2 separate regions of the Homo sapiens genome follow, and region 2 is linked to region 1. Evidence: chromatin loops called from intact Hi-C (ENCODE). Cell type or tissue: Caco-2. All regions are shown on one strand. Links, peaks and the distances in the headings refer to the core of each region. The heading gives the core; the rest is flanking DNA.

Evidence for each region. A loop is a pair of places that touch in the nucleus more often than their neighbours do. Peaks named below come from ENCODE experiments on the same cell type or tissue, not always from the same donor. Only the 100,000 strongest peaks of a DNase experiment are listed, where the experiment ranks them.
Region 2: a loop joins it to region 1, with 37 times the contacts of the local background. A loop is called at or near these places in 25 of 110 quality-filtered maps.

What each region holds. Positions count from the first base shown.
Region 1 is chr6:86,170,561-86,178,688 of GRCh38, forward strand. It overlaps the pseudogene RAB1AP2. Among named protein-coding and RNA genes, the nearest start is that of SNHG5, 500 kb to the left of the region's middle. In Caco-2, for the core only: no CTCF peak of the experiment used is centred there; a DNase peak (open chromatin) is centred at 4,761.
Region 2 is chr6:85,920,514-85,928,641 of GRCh38, forward strand. The region is part of intron 4 of LOC101928842 (a long non-coding RNA gene); the gene reads left to right. Among named protein-coding and RNA genes, the nearest start is that of SNHG5, 250 kb to the left of the region's middle. In Caco-2, for the core only: no CTCF peak of the experiment used is centred there; no DNase peak of the experiment used is centred there.

The sequences.
Region 1 (8,128 bases), core at 3,498-5,997:
ATGAAAGTCTGTTCTACATTTGCTGTGTTCTTAGCACCAGTTTCCAAAAATGGAATTCCAAGGGAATCAGCAAATTCCTTTGTTGTTGTGTAGTCTACTTTCTTTGTGGGCAATCACATTTGTTTCCTACCAACAATTTGTTGACATTTTCACTGGCCTAGTGATCAATTTCCTGCAACCACTATTTGACATTATCGAAGGACTCCTGATCTGTCATATCATACAGCCTTAGGCTCCTGTGTAATAACTGGAGGTGATGAAAATCTTTCCTGGCCTGTTGTGTCCCCTAGTTGAAGCTTGATTATTTTGCCATATAATATTACAGTTCTTATTTTGAAATTCCCACTTATTGTGCTGATGTAGTTTTCTGTATATGTATTACATGTTTCACCTGCAAACCTAAGAAGGAAGCAAGACTTTCTAGCCCCAGAGTTGCCAATAAGAAGTAACTTGAGTAATTAAACATATTAGAGATTTCTGCTGGTAATGTCATTGCAGCTGCTGCCTGCACCACCATGACTCTAGGTTATGTGTAACCAAAGGAAAGGAATGAGATAGGCTGTTCTGAGAGAGCAAACATCTTTCCCCACTCTGTTCCCTACAACACAATCACTTGGCAGCTGTTGCCACTCAGCTACTGCTTCCACCCAAAAATCCAAAATCTTTTTTTTTTATTATTATTATACTTTAAGTTTTAGGGTACATGTGCACATTGTGCAGGTTAGTTACATACATATACATGTGCTGGCACATATACACCATGGAATACTATGCAGCCATAAAAAATGATGAGTTCGTGTCCTTTGAAGGGACATGGATGAAATTGGAAACCATCATTCTCAGTAAACTATCGCAAGAACAAAAAACCAAACACCGCATATTCTCACTCACAGGTGGGAATTGAACAATGAGATCACATGGACACAGGAAGGGGAACATCACACTCTGGGGCCTGTTGTGGGGTGGGGGGAGGGGGGAGGGATAGCATTGGGAGATATACCTAATGCTAGATGACGAGTTAGTGGGTGCAGCACACCAGCAAAAATCCAAAATCTTAACTGACTTTCCAATTCCGTACAGATTTCTTCCTCACTTTAGGAGCAAAATTTGCACTAGATAGATGCATGTTGAAAGAGTTTCATGAAAAAACAATTTTTTTAGTCTCCATTTAGAGCATAAAGAGAGCGTATTCATGTCACAGATCTGAGTCCCTGAGAAATGTGATATTCCACACTTTAGTGGTGAAAATATAGCACTTTTCTATTTTGGTTAGAACTGCCTAAGTGCCTCTTTCTTAAATCTCTTCTCTTTCCCTTCACCCCTATAAGCAGCACTAGGAGTCCCTGGAAAGGGAAAAATTAAGCTGTCAATGCATCTTACCCCATGCTATCTTCATGAGACAAGGTTCTGTGTGTGCACGCTCCATTTTATTCCCTGACATTTACATGGCTGTTTCTTAGTGTTACCTGTCTTCCTTTTCTACCAGCCTGTGTGTCCTGGGCAGTAGGGATTAAGCTCCCATCTTAGCTGTCTCTTCACACTTAGCAAATTTCTTGGCTCATGGAAAGTGCTCAGTAAATGTTCATTGAACAAGTGCTCAGTCTGAAACAAGTAGGATTGGAGCTTGTGATGATTAATTTTGAGTGTTAACTTGATCGGATTGAAGGATGCAAAGTATTGTTCCTGGGTGTATTTGTGACTGTGTTGCCGAAGGAGATTAACATTTGAGTCAGTGGACTGGGAGAGGCAGACCCACCCTCAATCTGGGTGGGCACCATCTAATCAGCTGCCAGCATGGCTAGAATAAAGCAGGCAGAGGAATGTGGAAGGACTAGACTTGCTGAGTCTTCCAGCCTTCATCGTTCTCCCATGCTGGGTGCTTCCTGCCCTTGAACATCGGATGCCAAGTTCTTCAGCTTTTGGACTCTTGGACTTTCACCAGTGGTTTGCCAGGGGCTCTCGGTCCTTTAGCCACAGACTGAAGGCTATACTGTCAGCTTCTCTACTTTTGAGGTTTTGGGACTCAGGCTGGCTCCCTTGCTCCTCGGCTTGCAGTTGGCTTATTGTGGAACTTCACCTTGTTATCGTGTGAGTCAATACTCCTTAATAAACTCCCTTTTATATATCCATCTATCCTATTAGTCCTGTCCCTCTAGAGATCTAATACAGAGAGTGTTGAAAAATGTTAATTGAGTCTTTTGTTATTGATATATATTTCTAACCTATGGCTCTTCCCTTTCTCAACTTAGCCAGATGTTCTGCATTTATTGTCTTCACTTATTTGGAGATGGGGTAACACAGGGAAATAGGGGGAAAAAAATCCTGAGTCAATATTTTGCCTTCTGAGTTTCACAAAACCTATACCTGAAGAAGGGGGAAGAGGAGAGATCTTGATGCATAGAAGAAAAGCCTCATGAGAAACAGCCAGCTTCTTCCCCACTGCTGAGATTAGAAGGGATTCTCTGGGCTGGTGAGACCAGTGACCAGGTTCCGGGAGGAACAGGCTGGGTAGGAGCAGCACCAGAATCCAGACACCTAGCTGGTCTTGTGCAACCTCCAGTCATGTCTTGCCTACACAAGACCTGTATTTTTTATACTTCCTGTCTGTTCAGGTGAGGCTATCCTTCCACATCAGCCCCAGTGGGTCACTACTGATTATGCAGAGGTATCTGGACCCATTTGTGCCATAAGATCTGCAAGGATGCTCTCTGAGTCACAAGTCCATTCCAGTGGCCTACAGGGTCCTGAAGGTTCAGCCTTTACTACTTCTCTGACCTCATTGCCTACAGCTTCCTGCTTGCTCACTATACTGCAGTCACACTGGCTTCTTGCTCTTCCTTGGGAATCCCAGGCACATTGCCTTTGCACTGGCTGTTTCTCATGCCCAGAGGGGCTCTACTCCCAGAAATTACCTGTCTTTTTTCAAATGTGACTTCTCAAAGAGATCTTCACTGACTGTTCTGCCTGAAATTGCAGCCCAGCCCCAACCCATGCCTGACACACCTGACCCCTCCTACCCTGCTCACCTTGTTCTGTTTCCCATAACTCTTACCATACTCTAACAAATCATGTGCTTTACTCATGTATTAGGTCTGTTGTTTATTGTTTCTCTCCCTCTAATAGATTACAAGCTCCACAGGGGAAGGGATTTCTGCTTTATTCACAAATGTATCCAAACATCTGGAGCAGTGTCTCACATACAGTGAATGGTCAATAAATACTTTGGAATGGATGAATACTTAAGAGAAGAGAGTAGTTATTACTCTTTAATATCTCAGGACTTTCCAAACCACCTGAGATAAACAGTGGAGTCTAGGTTGTGTGTGTGTAAGACAAAGACCCCTACCTCCATCTATGCTTGGATGGGACTGAAGAGAGCAAGAATAAGACTTGCCTTCTAACTGGCTCCCTATCAGACTGGCACTGTGTTATCTCTGTTATACAAAGAAACCTGATTTCATTAACAAAAGCTGTAATAGTTTTTAAATGTCCAATACTATTTTTGTAAGGGCATCTATTAGTCTGGAGTTTATAAATGAAAGCAAATTTTCTTTTAAATTCACTATTATGAAAGGAGATTTCATTCTTAGCCAAGCCTTTCTAAATGAGTGTAACTTTTAAGTGTATCTATAGCATTATTTTCTTCCTGTCCTCTTCTGCCTGTCCATCGTTTTCTGATGAATGGTCACATGTAAACCTATTGGCTCAGGGAAGCCTGACTTCTAGGCCTTTGGGTGGCTGGTTACTGGCTTCAATGCAGAACAGGTCATTTGCAGAACAGGTAGAAAGTCCATTTATATGAAGAGCACTAATAAAAATGATTATTTATTGAATAAATCTGGAAGCATGACAAGGAAGCTATGAGACTTACTTTGAAGATGAGGAAATGGAAATTTTAAGGAACCCAGGTTCACACATTTAGTAAGAGGCTGAGGTGAAATTTGAGCCTCATTCTGTGTATTGTAAACCTTCTGTTTTTACCATCTGACTGGTGGACTGATTGTTGACATTTCTTCAGCACTTTCAACTTTTCCAAACAATGACCCATCAATGATCTCATTAAGTGCTCAAAAAATGCTTTTGAGTGTAGGGACCAGCCCCACAGGGTCGGTGGGTCTCTCCCTGTGTGTGGCGATGAGACAGTGTAGAAATAAAGACACAAGACAAAGAGGTAAAAGAAAAGGCAGCTGGGCCCGGTGGACCACTACCACCAATGCGCGGAGACTGGTAGTGACCACGAATGTCTGGCTGCGCTGTTATTTATTGGATACAAGGCAGAAGGGGCAGGGTAAAGAATGTGAGTCATCTCCAATGATAGGTAAGGTCATGTGGGTCACGTGTCCACTGGACAGGGAGCCCTTCCCTGCCTGGCAGCCAAGGCAGAGAGGGAGAGGAGACAGAGAGAAAGACAGCTACGTCATTATTTCTGCATATCAGGGACTATTAGTACTTTCACTAATTTACTACTGCTATCTAGAAGGCAGAGCCAGGTGTACAGGATGGAACATGAAGGTGGACTAGGAGTGTGACCACTGAAGCACAGCATCACAGGGAGATGATTAGGTCTCTGGATAACTGTGGGCAAGCCTGATTGATGTCAGGCCCTCCACAAGAGGTGGAGGAGCAGAGTCTTCTCTAAACTCTTCCGGGGAAAAGGAGACTCCCTTTCCCGGTCTTCTAAGTAGCGGGTGTTTTCCCTTGACACTTACGCTACCGCTAGACCATGGTCCACCTGGCAACGGTTGTCTTCCCAGACGCTGGCATCACCGCTAGACCAAGGAGCCCTCTGGTGGCCCTGTCCCCACATAACAGAAGGCTCACACTCTTGTCTTCTGGTCACACCTCACTATGTCCCCTCAGCTCCTATCTCTTTATGGCCTGGTTTTTCCTAGGCTATGATTATAGAGCGAGGATTATTATAATATTGGAATAAAAAGTAATTGCTACAAACTAATGATTAATGATATTCATATATAATCATATCTAAGATCTATATCTGGTATAACTATTCTTGTTTTATATTTTATTGTACTGGAACAGCTCGTGTCCTCTGTCTCTTGCCTCAGTGCCTGGGTGGCTTGCCGCCCACATTTGAGGATCCATGAGTTGCACGAGGAAGGACAACCAGAAAATGTTTTCTACTATGTGAAGGGTTGAGTCAATGAGATTGCTCTGCTCAGAGCTGTGGCACCATGCTTGTGAAAAGCATTTTGTTGGAGAATCTCTCAGGGCATCTGGGTACTGTTGTGCTGTTACCCTGTACCAAGAAAAGGAATGTCTGGCCATGGGCTAGCCTCTGACATAACCTCAAAACCTTTACTGTCCACACTTGCAGAAGCCTGAAATATGTAGTTGATCTACAAGATGAGCACATTTTTCTGGGACCAAGTGCCTGTGTCACATTGATCATAAGCGTGTCTTTCTGCTTTTTTTAAAAAATAGTCTTTCTCATTGAGCAGAATTACACTTTGCAAACCTTGAAATCACAAATTAGACCACACATTGCAGTGGTTATTGACATTTGTGGAATATTAATATTTTTGAGAGTGTAATTAACCTTATACTTTTTCCCTAGAAAATATGTAGTTATAAACATGTCAAATCTTCCTATATTTAGAAAGTGTTCTTAGAAAGTTCAGAACCTTGCAGCAAGGGATAGGACACTTGAATTTTAAATGTGTATCCTTTCTCCACTCACTCTCTCTTGTCCACCCCAAAATATCCTAAAATAAAAATGTTTTACAAAGCAATGGTGTGGCAGGAGTTTCCTCTGTAGAATTTTGCTCACAACCTTTATTCTTTAATTTAAAGTTATTGATTCTACGTAATTATTTCCTAGAGAAGTTAGTTGAACTAAAAAAAATCTATCAGCATTCTGAAAGGCTGTTTCTCATCTGAGGCTGAGACTGCATCCTTCTAGTGGTCATCTGCCACATGCAGTTGACACTGTAGTCTACCACAGAGTGGTCCATGAGCTCCCGGTGACATGGTGTCCAATTGCCCCAGAGAGGTTGGCATCTTCAAGGCAGAAAGTGCTTATCTGTTTAAAATTCCATCATATGCATGGCACAAGGTTAATTAAACTTTAGTGGTGTGAAACTTTTAAAAGGTGACTCTCAGTCTTTCTCAAATTGTGAAATTTTCTTGCAAGTGTCAGATTAAAAAAAACTCTTAAGAGATGTGTATCTTTACAAAATAAATTGCTTTAAAATAACTTTCATTTTGAAAACCTCTGAGATTTTCAGAGCATCTGGGTAGGTAATTGGAGAGAGCTGATATATCATGAAATCTGTTTCAGGCTTTCAGGATCAGTAAGAGCACTGTTATATGTGGAAGTATAACTGAGCACCGTTATGCAGAAACCCGGTTAAGTCCTACATCTATCCTATTAGGCAAATGTGTCAATGAATTAGAAATGTGCATTAAGTTTGTAAACAGAGTTTTCAGTATTCCAGGGGCCATTAGAAACCGCTGACTGTTGAACACTGTGATTGAATAGGTTGTTGATTTCTCTTTTTTAAACAAGTGTCAAGATCATGTACTAACTCACCCAGAAATGCCATTTTAAAAATAATATCTTCTAAAGTCATGGTCTGAAATGTTCTTTACTGGAGTTTTCAAAAGTATGATTGATATTTTACTAAACGTAATCTAACTTGTGCCTTGAGTCAGAAACAGACATTTTGGGAAGCATATTTTTTTTCCAATTCTATCCTTTGTTTTATTTTGTTTGTTTTGTTTTTTCCCCCAGTGTATTGACCAGAATCTCAATCTATGCAATTTGGATAGTTGTCTATGAAGCTTCCTATAATGATTATTTAGCATTTTGAAAATAAAAGATTTGTGGAGAATGACCACAACTGCAATAAGGACCAGAAGTTTAACATGTTTTTACTAAAGCATTTGCTTCAGCAGACTTTACATTTATCAATCACATGTTGGAGTTCTGATATTAACTTCCAGTTTATTCCCACTGAAAAAATCAGTGGAAATGCTCAACCAGGTTACCTCTACCATAGCCCAGGATGACTTTCTTTGCTGTATTGTCCAGACTTTGCCAACTTTCTTCTTTTACTCCATATCGTTCTTGTCATGGGTTTTCAGGCAGAAGTATTGCTTTCATAATTCATGCTCTTTCTACTATTTACTGATTTTTAAAATATAATCTGCAAATGTTTAAAGTTCACATTAGAATAATTCTAATGCATTGCATTGCTAATGAGTGTTATTTTCTCCCATATTCTCCCATGTATAAAATACCTGCTACTAATTCTCTATGAACATAGGGATACCTTTTCTTGCTGCAGGTCCTCTAAATGGGGGTTCTCTGTATCATGCTAGCTCCTGGCTGCAGCATCTCCATCCTCTCTCCATTTGTGGGCATGGAAAGGGAGTAGTGGGAAAAGAGACTGGGTTTCCCAAGGTATATTTTGCTGTTTATAAAAAGCTTTTCATATTAGGAACTTTAGCATTCTACTGATCCCAGATCTATCTTCTGAAATTATTACTAGTCTCAGTTCTCATTGAATCACACACATTACGTCTAACCCTTTTTATAGCATTAGAGCCTTTTTTAAAGCTTTTTAGCAATAATTATTTATTTTAATTTTATTTATTTTATATTTTGCCATAAGTTATTGAAATACAGGTGGTATTTGTTTACATGAGTAAGTTCTTTAGTTGTGATGTGAGATTTTGGTGCACCCACCACTCGAGCATTATACACTGCCCCATATTTGTAGTCTTTTATCCCTTACCTCCTGCCCACCCTTTCCCCCAAGCCCCAAGGTCCATTGTATCATTCTTATGCCTTTGCATCCCCATAGCTTAGCTCCCACATATCAGTGAGAACGTACAATGTTTGGTTTTCCATTCCTGAGTTACGTTACTGAGAATAATAGTCTCTAATCTCATCCAGGTCACTGCAAATGCAGTTAATTTATTCCTTTTCATGGCTCAGTAGTATTCCATTGTATAAATATACCACAGTTTCTTATCCACTCATTGATTTATAGGCATTTGGGTTGGTTCCATGATTTTGCAATGGCTAATTGTGCTGCTATAAACATGCGTGTGCAAGTATCTTTTTTCATATAATGATTTCTTTTTGTCTGGGTAGATACCCAGT
Region 2 (8,128 bases), core at 2,026-4,525, 250 kb before region 1:
GTGTGACTCAGCTACGAGAAGAATAAATACTACCCCAAAATATACAAAGAAATTTTATAGACCCTTGAGAAGTTTAACATATTTTCAGTTTTACAAAGGATAGTTGCATTATATGAGGCAGAAGCATAATTTATTTTTATTTGGAAATTAGGTATGGTTAAAAGAAGTATGGTTGGGCCACATTGATAAGAGTGGTTAGTGGTGGCTTTATACTTTGTTAACCTAGCTAAGCTGGAACTACATTTACAAGAATTCCCTTTCCCATATAGTTCTGTTTAGGGTTGGTGACAAGAAAAATTTGCATGAGATTTGGGAGGCATAAGTAAAGCATCAGTTGCATTTGTGTTCAGATGTTTTGTGTTCAGTCAGGTTCTGCTGCAGTTCACACACATTGTCTCTGCTCCAGTTCACACACATTGTCTCTGCTCTGTTGGCTCACATTAGTGGCATGGGACGGCAGCCAAGCCTACAGCTACTTCAACTGCTGATGAAACACCTTATTTAGCTCCTCCTAATCCTATGCCAGGTATGTGGCCTAAATCTATGACAAAGAGTGTTAGCTTCCTCTGCAAGTCACCCACAATGTTGAAATTGAGGCCTGAATGTAGCAAAAGATAGATCCAAGTTTTAGTTCATATTCATGAGCTTCAGCTCATCCTTTCAGGTTTCAGTTCATTCTTGCTCTCCCCACTTCACATTTCCCATTCATCCTTCTTTCCAGTCCAGCATCAGATATAGAAGCAACATCCTTATATAGAATCGTTACTAGCTCTCACAATTGCTAGGGGCTCAATATCAAACCCTTATGATAAACTTTATTCTATATCACTTATAGTGGATCTCTTTTCTGATTGAATCCTGATACAGGGAGGCAATTAGGGTTTGAACTAATAGGCCATGATAAAGAGTGTGGATTTTATTCTTAATGCATTAAGAATCTTTTGGATAGTTTTTGGCAGCATGCAGTAATGTGAATGAATTGAGGACAGTCATAGGTATAAGCAAGTTGAGCAGTTCTATATCAATAGTCTAAATGAGAAATGGTAGTAAATTGGACTAGGAAGATGGTAGTGTAGCTAGAAAGAAATGGATATATTAATACATTATTTGAGGTAGGGATAGTATGACTAGCTGATGAATTGGATTTGGGTGATAAGGTAAAGAAAAGAATCAAGAATGACCTCTAGGTTTTCAGCTTGAGCAAGTAGGTGGATAATAATGCCATTCATTAGCTCTAAAAGACTGGAGGAAAACAGACAGAAAGTTCTGTTTTGGAATTGTTAAATCTGAGAAGCATATTTGAGATCTGTGTAGTCAATAAGATATAAGAAATCTGGATCATGAGAGAGTTCAGTGCTGAAAATACAAATCTGGAAATTTTCAGCATAGATATGTGAAGTCTAGAAATTGGATAAAGTCATTCAGGGAGAAAGTGAATAAATATTATGATTCAGTTATGGCATAATAATTGAGTAGAGAGCATTAGCTTATTTTTTTAACAGTTCGCCATGCACTCATAGGTCACTGGTGATTAAACAAGACAATTCCAAGTACCCTTCCACCCACATTATAATTCTTTGACTTTCAGAATAAATATTGAATGATATAAGGTGATGATAATGGTAACTCCAATATAAATAACCATTATTAATATTAATTAACTTTATAAGAGAAACAATCGTGATATAATTGATGTTATTCACTCTTCCTTGCCTTATTAGAAAGGTATGTGATACGGCTTACATAGATAGAAGTACATTAAGCATCAAATTATAACAGCCAGGGACTATTAGAGTTTCTGGTTTTTGTCCTGGGAATAAAGGCAATGTGTGTTTGTTTGAAAAGCTGTCCTAAAGTTGACTTAGAAAAAAATACCAGCTTACTCTTGTTTACTGTCTACAGAAGCAATTCACTTCATGCCAGTTGTTAGTCTTGGGTGAATGGGCAAGTTGCTCTTTCCATTTCTGCACTAAGATTATAAAAATGTAGCACCACTTGAAACCAGTCCTGTAGCTTCTTGTATTCAATGACAGACTTAGGGATAAGTATAAAAGCAATTACTGGGGGGACCAGAATCTTGACTTTCCGTTTTGGCATTGGAATGATTATATATCATCGAGGAGATGCAATGTAGTGAGGCTTTGGAGTCAGAGTTCTGGGTGAAAATTTTGGGTCTATTACCATTTGGTTGTGTGACCTTAGGGTAAGTTGTCCATCCCCTTTGAGTCCCAGTTTCTTCACCAAAATGAGAATAACAATAACTAACTTCTAGAAATATTTTACTAAACAAAATACTGTGCCTAGTACACTCTTTGCAAATACTCAAGGTTCACCAGCTATCATTTATTGTTCATGTTTAGCCAGTTATATCTATTCTGTTTAAGTCTCTGATCTTCCATCATACCTCAAATCCCACAGATGACCTTCTCTTCTTCCTCCTTCTCCTCTTCCTCCTCTTCTCCTCCCGCCCCCTTCTTCATCTCCTTGAGGCATGTGTTAGTTATCTATTTGTTGCCTCTCAGTTTTAGATCTATCCTTCATTGCCCTGCTTGTGATTCTGAAGCATGTTTTCATTATCAGCTGGCACAATGTTAAATTTTGTCACTAGAGGGCACTGGATGTATGCTGGAGGATGAAAGGGCTTTTCTTCTGGTTCCTAGTGTGCTCTGCGCGATTGCTATTGCAGTGCATGAGTCAGGAGCATATAGGACAATTGGCTGATACTTACTTCCCCATGGGCAGCATTCCCTAGCACCCCAGGGGATTGCTTCCTATTGGGCCACCCCTATGGGTAGTTTCTCAGTGAGCTCTGCAGCATGGCATCTTTCTGTGGGCAGCTTCACCTAGCAACCAAGGAAGTAGTTTCCCAGCTCACCATCTCTGTGGGAGGCTTTGCAGTGAGTTCTGAGGTACAACACCTTGTTGAGGGCTTCCTTCAGCATCCCAGAAGGCAGCTTCTCAGTAAGTTCTACCAGCATGGCATCTGCATGAACTTCCACACAGGTGGATGGTGTCCTTCCCAGTGAAAGTTTGGATTTCAGCTCTGGAGGCCTCTTCTGTATTTGATGCATGCCTAGGTGCTGTGCTTCAGTGCTAGAGGTATTGATTGCTATGTATGTTTTCTATGTATTTATCCTTTAAGCTTGTCTTTATCTATTAGTAGGTAATTCCCGTTTATAGTTAATAATTTTTTATATTAAACTTCCCCTGTTCAAATTACTGTGTGGTTCTGTCTCCTGATCGGAATCTGATAGATATAAGATACAACTTACATGCAATGAAATGCTCAGATCTTAAGTGAACTCTTCCCTTTCACTCAGTACAATGTTGAGATTCATCCCTGTTGCATGCATATCTATGTCTCTATTATCTATCTATCTAATTATCTATTTATAATCTATTTTTCCTTTATATTACCAACTAGTATTTCATTGTATAACTGTATCACATTTTGCTGATCCATTCACCTGTTGATGGACATCAGGGTTGTTTCTAGTTTTTGGCTATTATATGTAAAGTTGCCATGAAACTTCTTGTGGAATCTTTTTGCTGTCATAAGATTTCATTTCCCTTAAACAAATACCTAGGAGTAGAACTTCTGGGATGTGGGGGGTGATGTATGTTTCATTTTTTTACGGAACTTCCAGTTTTTCAAAGTGGTTGCATCGTTATATTCTCCTATCATGAATGTCTGAGATCCTGGTTGCTCTGTGTCCTCTTCAATATGTTGTGTTTTCACAGCTCTTCTTTGAGACAGCAAGGGCTGATAACCCAGATTAGATGAAAGCTGGTGTGCTGTCCTTGGCCTGCTTGCTCTCAGATTTGTTCTTTGTCTTTTCACATTCCTCATGACCGTTCTGCAGTCTATTCTTTGGGAATGATTACCTACTTACAACTCTACTATTTTATAACTTTACCATCCTCTATGCTCCAACCACTTTTCTTTTTTATTTTTCTATTATAACTTTTATTTTTTAATTTTTAATTTTAAATATTTTTTATTATTTTATTTCAATAGGTTTTTGGGGAACAGTTGGTGCTTCGTTACACGAATAAATTATTTGATGGTGATTCTGAGATTTCGGTGTACCCATTACCCAAGCAGTGTACACTGTAGCCAATGTGCAGTATTTTATCCCTCCTCCCTCCCACAACCCTTTCCCGCATAGTCCCCAAAGTCCATTGTATCATTCTTATGCCTTTGCATCCTCATAACTTAGCTCCCACTTATGAGTGAGATCATACAATGTTTGGTTTCCCATTCTTGAGTTACTTCACTTAGAATAATGGTCTCCAATTCCATCCAGGTCGCTGCAAATGCCATTATTTCATTCCTTTTTATGGCTGAGTAGTATTCCATGGTATACATACATGCCACATTTTCTTTATTCACTCGTTGATTGATGGGCATTTGGGCTGGTACCACATTTTTGCAATTGCAGATTTTGTGGCTATAAATATGCATATGCAAGTATCTTTTTCGTATAATGTCTTCTTTTCCTCTGGGGAGATACCTAGTAGTGAGATTGCTAGATCAAATGGTAGTTCTACTTTTAGTTCTTTAAGGAATCTCCACACTGTCTTCCATAGTGGTTGTACTAGTTTACATTCCCACCAACAGTGTAGAAGTGTTCCCTTTTCATCACATCCATGCCAACATCGATTATTTTTTGATTTTTTGATTATGGCCATTCTTGTAGGAGTAAGGTGGTAGTGCGTTGTGGTTTTGCATTTCCCTGATCATTAGTGATATTGAGCATTTTTTCATATGCTTGTTGGTCTTTCGTATATCTTTTGTTGAGAGTTGTCGATTCATGTATTTAGCCCACTTTTTGATGGGGTTGTTTACTTTTTTCTTGCTAATTGGTTTGAGTCCCTTGTAGATTCCGGATATTAGTCTTTTGACGGATGTATAGATTGTGAAGATTTTCTCTCATTCTGTGGGTTGTCTGTTTACTCTGCTGACCATTTCTTTTGCTGTGCAAACATTCTTTAGTTTAATTAAGTCCCACCTATTTAGCTTTGTTTTTTGTTGCATTTGCTTTTGGGTTCTTGGTCATGAAATTTTTGCCTAAGCCAATGTCTATAAGGGTTTTCCTGATGTTACATTCTTGAATTTTTATAGTTTCAGGTCTTAGATTTAAGTCCTTGATTTATCTTGAATTGATTTTTGTGTAAGATGGGAGATGAGGATCCAGTTACATTCTTCTACATGTGGCTTGCCAATTATCACAGCACCATTTGTCGAATAGGGTGCCTTTTTTCCACTTTATTTTTTTGTTTGCTTTGTCAAAGATCAGTTGGCTGTAAGTATGTGGGTTTATTTCTGGGTTCTCTATTCTCTTCCACTGGTCTGTGTGTCTATTTTTATACCAGTACCATGCTGTTTTGGTGACTATGGCCTTATTGTATAGTTTGAAGTCGGGCAATGTAATGCCTCCAGATTTGTTCTTTTTGCTTAGTCTTGCTTTGGCTATGCAGGCTCTTTTTTGGTTCCACATGAATTTTAGAATTGCTTTTTTCTAGTTCTGTGAAGAATGATAGTGGTATTTTGATGGGAATTGCATTGAATTTGTAGATTGCTTTTGGCAGTATGGTCATTTTCACAATACTGATTTGACTTATCCACAAGCATGGGATGTGTTTCCATTTGTTTGTGTCATCTATAATTTTTTTCAGCGATGTTTATTGCATTCTACATTATTATAGTGATTTGTAACTATGTCCCTGTTTCTCTTCTGCTAGAGTGTCAGCTCTTTGACAGCATGGACTATGGTTTATTTATTTTAGTTTTCTACAATGTATGATGTGGGACATTGCAAATATTAAGTGTTCAATTCATGTTTGTTGACACCTATTCATATGCTTAAAACAATTTGGATTCATAGTGACCCTCTCCTTTAGATGCTTGGACTGAAATTGTAAGATAATACATGTGTGTTATATTTTATTTTAATTTTATGGATACATAGTAGGTGTATAGATTTATGGGATACATGAGATATTTTGATACAGGCATACAATGTGTCATAATCACACAAGGTAAATGGGATATCTGTCAGCTCAAGCTTTTTTTTTTCTTTTCTTTTTTTTTATACTTTAAGTTTTAGGGTACATGTGCACAACGTGCAGGTTAGTTACATATGTATACATGTGCCATGTTGGTGTGCTGCACCCATTAACCCTTCATTTAACATTAGGTATATCGCCTAATGTTATCCCTCCCCCCCTCCCCCCACCCCACAACAGGTCCCAGTGTGTGATGTTCCCCTTCCTGTGCCCATGTGTTCTCATTGTTCAATTCCCACCTACGAGTGAGAACATGCGGTGTTTGGTTTTTTGTCCTTGCGATAGTTTGCTGAGAACGATGGTTTCCAGCTTCATCCATGTCCTTACAAAGGACAGGAACTCATCATTTTTTATGGCTGCATAATATTCCATGGTGTATATGTGCCACATTTTCTTAATCTAGTCTATCATTGTTGGACATTTGGGTTGGTTCCAAGTCTTTGCTATTGTGAATAGTGCTGCAATAAACATACGTGTGCATGTGTCTTTGTAGCAGCATGTTTTGTAATCCTTTGGGTATATGCCCAGTAATGGGATGGCTGGGTCAAATGGTATTTCTAGTTCTAGATCCCTGAGGAATCGCCACACTGACTTCCACAATGGTTGAACTAGTTTACAGTCCCACCAGCAGTGTAAAAGTGTAAAAGTGTTCCTATTTCTCCACATCCTCTCCAGCACCTGTTGTTTCCTGACTTTTTAATGATCACCATTCTAACTGGTGTAAGATGGTATCTCATTGTGGTTTTGATTTTGCATTTCTCTGATGGCCAGCATTTTTTCATGTGTCTTTTGGCTGCATAAATGTCTTCTTTTGAGAAGTGTCTGTTCATATCCTTCACCCACTTTTTGATGGGGTTGTTTGATTTTTTCTTGTAAATTTGTTTGAGTTCATTGTAGATTCTGGATATTAGCCCTTTGTTAGATGAGTAGGTTGCAAAAATTTTCTCCCATTCTGTAGGTTGCCTGTTCACTCTGATGGTAGTTTCTTTTGCTGTGCAGAAGCTCTTTAGTTTAATGAGATCCCAATTGTCAATTTTGGCTTTTGTTGCCATTGCTTTTGGTGTTTTAGACATGAAGTCCTTGCCCATGCCTATGTCCTGAATGGTATTGCCTAGATTTTCTTCTAGGGTTTTTATGGTTTTAGGTCTAACATTTAAGTCTTTAATCCATCTTGAATTAATTTTTGTATAAGGTGTAAGGAAGGGATCCAGTTTCAGCTTTCTACATATGGCTCAAGCTTTTATTGTGTGGGTGTGTGTGTGTTACAAACATTCCAATTATATTCTTTTCGTTATTTAAAAATGTACAATAAGTTATTACTGACTTTAGTCACCCTGTTGTACTAGCAAATATTAGATCTTATTTATTCTATTGAACTCTATTTTTGTACCCATTAACCATCCCCACTCTCCTACTCCCACTCCCCTTCCTAGCCTCTGGTAAACATAGTTCTACTCTTTATCTCCATGAGTTGAATTATGGTTATTGTTTTAGCTCCTGCAAATAAATGAGAACCTGTAAAGTTTGTCTTTCTGTGCCTGGCTTATTTCACTGAACATAATGACCTCCAGTTTCATCTATGCTGTTGTAAATGACAGAATCTCATTCTTTTCTATGGCTGAATAGTACTTTATTGTGTATATGTACCATATTTTCTTTTTCAATTCATCTATTGATGGACACTTAGGTTGCTTCCAAATATAGGCTATTGTGAATAGTGCTGTAGTTAACATGGGAGTGCAGATATCTCTTTGATATACTGATTTCCTTTCCTTTGGATATGTACCCAGCAGTGGGATTGCTGGATCATATAATAGCTCTATTTATTGATTTTGAGGAACTTCCAAACTGTTCTTTGACTAATTGACATTCCCCACAAGAATTTAGGAAGATTCTCATTTCTCCACATTCTTGTCAGCATTTGTTGTTGCCTGTCTTTTGGATAAAAGCCATTTTAACTTGGGTGAGATGATATCTCATTGCGGTTTTGATTTGCATTTCTCTGAAGATCAATGATGTTGATCTTTGCATATGCCTGTTTGCCATTTATATATCTTCT